Regions from separate parts of the Homo sapiens genome. Here region 2 is linked to region 1. A link is an interaction called in ENCODE POLR2A ChIA-PET data of the cell type or tissue named here. Cell type or tissue: GM12878. All regions are shown on one strand. Links, peaks and the distances in the headings refer to the core of each region. The heading gives the core; the rest is flanking DNA.

Region 1 (3,700 bases), core at 684-3,183:
AAAGAATATATGAGCCCCATAAGGCTATAATTTCTAGGGACACAACTTTCTAATATCCAGCATTACCCAATCTGCAAAAACATCTGAGAGCAGGCAAAATTCAGAGGATTTCTGTAAGAAACAATCAGTCAGCTGGGCATGGTGGCTCACACCTATAATCCCAGCACTTTAGGATGCCGAGGCAGGTGGATCACTTGAGATCAGGAGTTTGAGACCAGCCTGGCCAACGTAGCTGGTGAAATCCTGTCTACTAAAAATACAAAAATCAGCCAGGCGTGATGATGTGCACCTGTAATCCCAGCTACTCGGGAGGCTGAGGCAGGAGAATAGCTTGAACCCAGGAGGCAGAGGTCGCAGTGAGCCGAGATTGTGCCACTGCATCACTCCAGCCTGGGCAACAGAGAGAGACCCTGTCTCAAGATTAATTAATTAATTAATTTAATTTAATGCCAATGTCCTGCACAAGACTACCATAAATGAGCACATAAAAGGTGCTCTATAGGCCAGGCATGGTGGCTAATGCCTGTAATCCCAGCACTTTGTGAGGCCAAGGCAGGAGGATCACTTAAGTACAAGAGTTCAAGGCCAGCCTGGGCAACAATGCAAGACCCCATCTCTACAATAAATTTAAAAAAGTAGATGGGCATGCTGGCACATGCCTGTGGTCACAGCTACTTGGAAGGATCCCTTGAACCCAGGAGATGGAGGCTGCAATGAGCCATGATCAGGCCACTGCACGCTGGTCAACAGAATGAGATCCGGCCTTAAAAAAAAAAAAAAAAGAAGAAGAAAAGAAAATAAAGAAAGAATCAGCCTGCACAAAACTTTCTTCTTTAAAAAAGCTGAAAAGTGGTTTGGCACAAACATATAGGCATAATGATTTTAATCTTATCCCTAGGGTCACCAAGCCACTATATCTAATAAAGATCTCAGCACACAGTACAGTAAGACTTCTTCCCCACAGGGCATTTCTTGTGTCTATAAAGTCTTTATCTTTCCAAAGAGAAGAATGGCCACAGAGCACAGCAAGCACAATGTCATCCACAGTAAATACTACTCAAGTGGCCTAAGAGGATGCTTCGTGCACCTAAACACAGAGGAGCTCAGTAGCAGGGTGCATAGGCCGCTGCGGCCACTGTGGGGCAGGCTCACTAGGATTCAGTCACTCCACACAGCAGGTTGTCTCTTGAGTAGTGGATAATTACTGAGAAGTCTTCTACATGCACAGAATTATACTAGATACTCTGGGAAAGCTTTATAAGAAATAAAACAGATTTTACTTTGTTTCATATACAGACGATATTATAAAGACAAAAACTACAAACCTGGCAAGGGGTGGTGATAATGAAAATTTAAGCTTACTATATCAGCACTTACAGGCGTACTTTGTTTACTTGCACTTTGCTTTATTGTGCTTCATAGACATTGCATATTTTACAAATTGAAGGACTACGGCAACTCTACATCGAGCTAGTTTCTTAGAGCCATTTCTCCAACACCATGTGCTTACTTCATGCCTCTGCTACTTTTTGCAATATTTCTAACCTTTTTATTATTATTGTGTCTGTTAGGATAACCTGTGATCAAGGGTCTTTGGTGTTACTATTGTAATTGTTTAGGGGGCCACCATAAACCATACGTATATAGTGGCAAGCTTAACTGATAGTGTGTTCTGACTGCTCTACCAGTAGCCCTTCCCCCATCTCTCTCTCTCTCCTCAGACCTCCCTATTCCCTGAGACACAACAATACTGAAATGAGGTCAATTAATAACCCTACAATGGCCTGTAAGTATTCAAGTGAAAGAAACAGTCACACGTCTCTCACTTTAAATCAAAAGCTAGAAATGACTAAGCTTATGAGGAAGGCATGTCAAAAGCTGAGACAGGCTGAAAGCTAGGCCACTTGGGCCAAACAGCCAAGTTATAAATGCAGAGGAAAAGTTCTTGAAAGAAATTAAAAGTGCTACTCCAGTGAACACACAAATGATAAGGAAAGTGAAACAATCTTATTGCTGATATGGAGAAAGTTTGAGTGGTCTGGATAGAAGATCAAACCAGCCACAACATTCTCTTAAGCCAAAGCCCAAACCAGAGCAACTCCCTAATTCTATTCAATTCTGTGAAGGCTGAGAGAGACAAGGAAGCTGCAGAAGAAAGGCTGGATGCTAGCAGAATTATGAGGTCTAAGGAAAGAAGCCATCTCTATAACACAAAAGTACAAGGTGAAGCAGCAAGAGCTGATGGAGAAGCTGCAGCAAGTTATCCAGAAGATCTATCTAAGATATTAATAATTAAGAAAACTGGCTACACTAAACAACAGATTTTCAATGTACAAGAAATAGTTCTATTGGAAGAAGATACCATCTAGAATTTTCATGGCGAGAGAGGAGAAGTGACACCTGGATTCAAAGCTTCAAAGGACAGGCTGACTATCTTGTTAGAGTCTAATGCTGCAGGTGACTTTACATTGAAGCCAATGCTCATTTACCATTCAGAAAATCCTAGGGCCCTTAATAATTGTGCTAAATCTACTCTGCCTATGTTTTATCGATGGAATAACCAAGCCTGGATGATGGCACTGTCATCTGTTTACTGCATAGTCTACTGAATATTTTAAGCCCACTTCTGAAAACTACTGCTCATTTGAGAAATTCCTTTCAAAATAACACTGCCATTGACAAGGCACCTGGTCACCCAAGAGCTCTGATGGAGTGTTCAAGAAGATGAATGTTTTAATTCCTGCTAAGACAACATCCATTCTGCAGCCCATGGATCAAGGATAAATTTCGACTTTCAAATATTATTTCTGAAACACACTTCATAAGGCTATTGCTGTCACAGTGATTCCTCTGGTAGACCTGAGCAAAGTAAATTGAAAACCTTCTGGAAAGGATTGACATTCTAAATGCCATTAAGAACATGTGTGATTCATGAGATGAGAGCAAAATATCAACATGAACAGAAGTTTAGAAGTCAATTCCAACCCTCATGGATGACTTTGAGGTGTTCAAAACTTCAGGAGAAGTAACTGCAGATGTGATGGAAATACCAAGAAAACTAACTAGACTTAGAAGTGAGACCTGAAGATGTGAAGTGAGGCCTGAAGATGTGACTAAATTGATGTAATCTCATGATAAAACTTGTATAGATGAGGAGTTGCTCCTTACAGATGAACAAAGAAAGTAGTTTCCTTCGATAGAATCTACTCCTGGTGAAGATGCTGTGAACATTGTTGAAATGACAGCAAAGAATTTCAAATATGACATAAACTTATCTGATAAAGCAACAGCAGGGTTTGAGAAGACTGACTCCAATTTTTAAAGTTCTACTGTGGATAAAATGCTATCAAAAAGCAAAGCATGCTACACAGAAACCTTTTGTGAAAGGAAAAGTCAATTGATGCAGCAAACTTCATTGTTGTCTTATTTAAGAAATTACCACAGCCACCCTAGCCTTCAGCAACCACCACCCTGATCAATCAGCAGCCATCAACATCAGGGTGAGACACTTCACCAGCAAAAAGATTCTAACTCATTGAAGGCTCAGATAATCATTAACACATTTTAGCAATAAAGTATTCTTTAAAGATATGTGTATTTTTTAGACATAATGCTACTGCACACTTAATAGACAACAGTATAGTATAAATATAACGTTTACATGCACTGTGAAACCAAAGATGTTATGGTGTTTTACTGA
Region 2 (3,700 bases), core at 752-3,251, 110 kb before region 1:
ACAGTGGTGGTGAAGCAACAATCAGCTTCAATGCTAAATATTTATAGAGGTTTATTTTAGCTAAATCTGCAATCTGCTGTACACACACTCTTTGTGGATATACCAAGTTCATAAAGGAGTTTAGTAGACATTCCTGAAACAACTCTACTGTATTATTGTTACAAATGGGGCTGCCCAAGCCAGAGAGACGAAGTTGTTCTCTGACACCACTCTGCCCAGGCCCTTAAAAAAAGAGGTGCAGATAAGATACAAAAGCCCTTAAGAGTTTCCCTTGCAGCAGCTGTGAGAAATAAAGAGACAGGGACTAAAACAGTACTCACCTAAAGCCCTGCTATTTACACTTGAATATTGACTATGACACTTTACAGTCAGTTCAGCAAACAACCTAACAATTTCCCACCGTGTGCTAGGCAGTCAGCTAGACCCTGAAGTTCCGCCCACCATGAGCAAGAGATTTTTACAGGTGTAATTTGAGGGAGAAAGTGACACCAAAAGAGCTCAGTGCAGTGCAATGTACAACAAGTGATGATAGCACAGAGAAGGGGTCCCTCACCCGGCTATGAGATGAGATGGTCAGAAAATGATGGAGGAGGCAATTTCAATTAAACAGAGGTCTTCTTTTTTTTTTTTTTTTTTACAAAAATTTACTTATGGGTAAGAGGCCAGGCAGTACAGCAGAGAAGGAGATGTCAGTTAAAGCAATAAAACTAACAAAAGTCTAGAAAAAGAATGGTATAATTTTGGGCTGGCAAATGAGACTGGAGAAAAATCTGCTTTATATTTATTCCCTTGTTTTTAGTAACAGAAAGTAATTCTATTTAGTGTGGCAACAAGCTTAAGAAAAGATGATAATTCCGGAATTCCTCACCGCCAAGTGTGGTCATGTGGAAGTTGGTGGGTAGGACTTCCAGAAAGCTCCTTAGTGGAAGTGTAATCAGCAGGGGCGTATCCTGTTACCTTCTCTTGCCTCCTCCTTCCTGTTGCCTGGAATGAGGATGTGATGGCCAGAGTGGCAAAATCCATCTTGAGTCACACTGGAACCTTGACAATGGAAGCCACATGCCTGGATGACTTTGTGGAAGTGTCAAACTATCCCTGGAATGCCTACTTCTGCACACTTATAAATAAACCCCTTCATGTTTAAGAGACATGGCTGGGTCTCTGTGATTAGCAAGGCAAGGAATTTCTGACACCAAGCTGGTTGAAAATATTAAGGGTATAATTCTGTGAGTAGGTGACAGAAGTTGTAATGGTTCCTATAGCTAAGATAGTTAAGGAACTGTGTGTCTGATGAGGTGTTCAAATTAATGTTGAACCATCTCAGGATAAGGGTAGGCATTTGGGTGGCTTAAGAGGAGCTCCTGCAGTCTTTACCATATGGAGGTCATCTAAAAGACTGGTAGCTGAACATAAAAAAGGGAGAATTTGCAGGGTCTATTATCTATTGTTTTATTCTTAAGACTGAATATATTATACACAGTTCATATGATCATTAGGAAGATTTCTTGATTAGAATATAAGTACTTAACTCAGTACATAGTATATAATGATCAATAAAAAGTTACTCATTCTAAAATATACTTCTTAACATCTAATATTAAGTAATCAGATAATATTATTTGTTTTATGCACTTTCAGAAACTTTGTCCTTTTCACATTAATAAAGATCCACTTACAAGATCTCCAATTTTACAGAAAAGATAGACAAATTCCAATAGTAATAACAATATAAATTCCTAACAAGTAAATTTTATATTCATTGTAACTTATCTCTTGAAATCAGATGTATTGCTTGAAAATAACTGATCTCTGAGGTTGTTACCTCAGGACAATACAACAGGTTACTTCACAATAAAATTTTTTAAACAGGTAATAATTTTATATAACATATTACTAAAAATAAAAAACTATAAAAACTAAAAAATGGTATAATACTCCTGCTCTCTAACCTAACCTGTTATTCAGTTTCCCTTTAATTTCATGACCAAATGAATTTGAGGAAAGATAATGTCATCGAAGTGCTTGCAGAGAGAGAAATATTCCTGCTATAACTAGCTATACCCAGTCTTTACGATATTTTGACTTAAATTCCCTCATTTTTAAATAAAGGGGTTGGATCAACTGACCTCTTATATGCTTTGCAGCTGGGATATTCTGTGACTCTAGACTGCACTCAAAATAGGTCACAAATAATGAAGACATTTTAGAAATGTTGTGCATTGTATTTTGTTCTAGCTAGTAATAGCAAATACCTACAGCCTTAGCAATTGTTATAGTTTTACTAGTCTCAACCTACAAGACCATTTGTGTGATATAAAAGAAAAAAGATATGAAAGAAAAATAGGTAAGTTCAAGGGATAGACAGAGCTGCTTGGACTGAATATTTTCTTTATTTCATAGGTTTGTGTTTCAGTAAAGAGGGAACACCTAGTCTTATTGTTCATTTTATTACTCCATTCTCTCACTGGGAAACAAATGAAAGCCTGTTCTGACTTACTGTTATCAACACAATCAATCCTATCTTCCTGTCCCAGCACCTGGGACTCCTCACAGTCTTGCCATGCCTGCCTGACCCCCACCTCATGCTCCAGTTCTCAACAACGCACACCTTGGGCTCTCTCCTACAGTGGGCTTCTCACCCACCCACAAATCACAGCTTCACATCCTTGCACACGACACTCAGTTGGTTTGCAATGCCCTACCCCCAATCTTGTTCCTTTTCCTAGAAAACTCAGACTCATACTTTCTGATCCAATTCAGACTTCCTCAGTGGACCCTACCTGGTCTCCCTGGGGCAGAGCCAGATGCTTTGTTTTCCATGTTCCAATGTTGCCATCACACATGGTTCTCTTTCACTGTAAGAATATCTAATGCAACAATGCCAGCTTCCCACTCCCCTTCTGGGTATGCAGAGAACTCCAGGTGGCTGAGACCAGGTTTTAAACACACTGTCCTTTCGATGTTAATAATGTTAATAAAGATCTATTTAGAAAGTCTCCATTTTTACAAAAAAGATATATAAATACCAATGAGGATGAGGATAAAATCATACAACATGCAGTTATATTGTGGAAAGACTGAATGAATACGTGAACTAAGCTCTAAGAAAAAAAGAAACAGAAGAAAAACAATGACACAAAAGTAAAAAAAAAAAAAAACAAAAAAACTGGGCTAATATAATTAATGTACCAGTAAAGTATGCCGATGGCAGAGGTGGCAGGGAAGAATGTATAAAAAGTGAGACCTGACCAGGAGAGGGACTGCTTTATTTGTAGCCTCAAAAAGTATTGAAGTGGACCTAGGCAAGCATGGTCATCCTTAGGAGAAGGACACATGGTCCAAACTGGCTGAGGCCCAGAGTGTCCAGGAGGAAGGGGGCACGGGCGGGGCAGACGGCAGGCAGCACAGCCAGCCTGGCACAGGGCACCCAGGCTAAGCCACCTGGGCTCCATTCTGCAGGCAGAGAGGAGCCGCTGTAGGGGATGGGGGAGGGCTTTGTTTGTTTGTTTTTTTTTTAGCAACTGAGACAGTTGATCAAAGCAATCTTTATAAGTATTGATGCAGCCATACATGGGATGCATTAGACCAGAGATTCTTGAATTGTGTTTTGTAAAAGACTAGCTCCAGTGAGATGTTAGTGGAACACACACACACACACACACACACACAAATACACACACACACACACACACACACACCC

What was found. Peaks named below come from ENCODE experiments on the same cell type or tissue, not always from the same donor. Only the 100,000 strongest peaks of a DNase experiment are listed, where the experiment ranks them.
Region 2: POLR2A ChIA-PET joins it to region 1 with 6 read pairs; 2 of 35 experiments call an interaction of 5 or more read pairs at or near these places.

What each region holds. Positions count from the first base shown.
Region 1 is chr4:120,842,920-120,846,619 of GRCh38, forward strand. All of the region lies in intron 3 of PRDM5 (PR/SET domain 5), which reads right to left. Among named protein-coding and RNA genes, the nearest start is that of PRDM5, 78 kb to the right of the region's middle. In GM12878, for the core only: no CTCF peak of the experiment used is centred there; DNase peaks (open chromatin) are centred at 1,651 and 1,802.
Region 2 is chr4:120,730,750-120,734,449 of GRCh38, forward strand. All of the region lies in intron 14 of PRDM5 (PR/SET domain 5), which reads right to left. Among named protein-coding and RNA genes, the nearest start is that of PRDM5, 190 kb to the right of the region's middle. RefSeq lists a silencer at 3,319-3,525. In GM12878, for the core only: no CTCF peak of the experiment used is centred there; no DNase peak of the experiment used is centred there.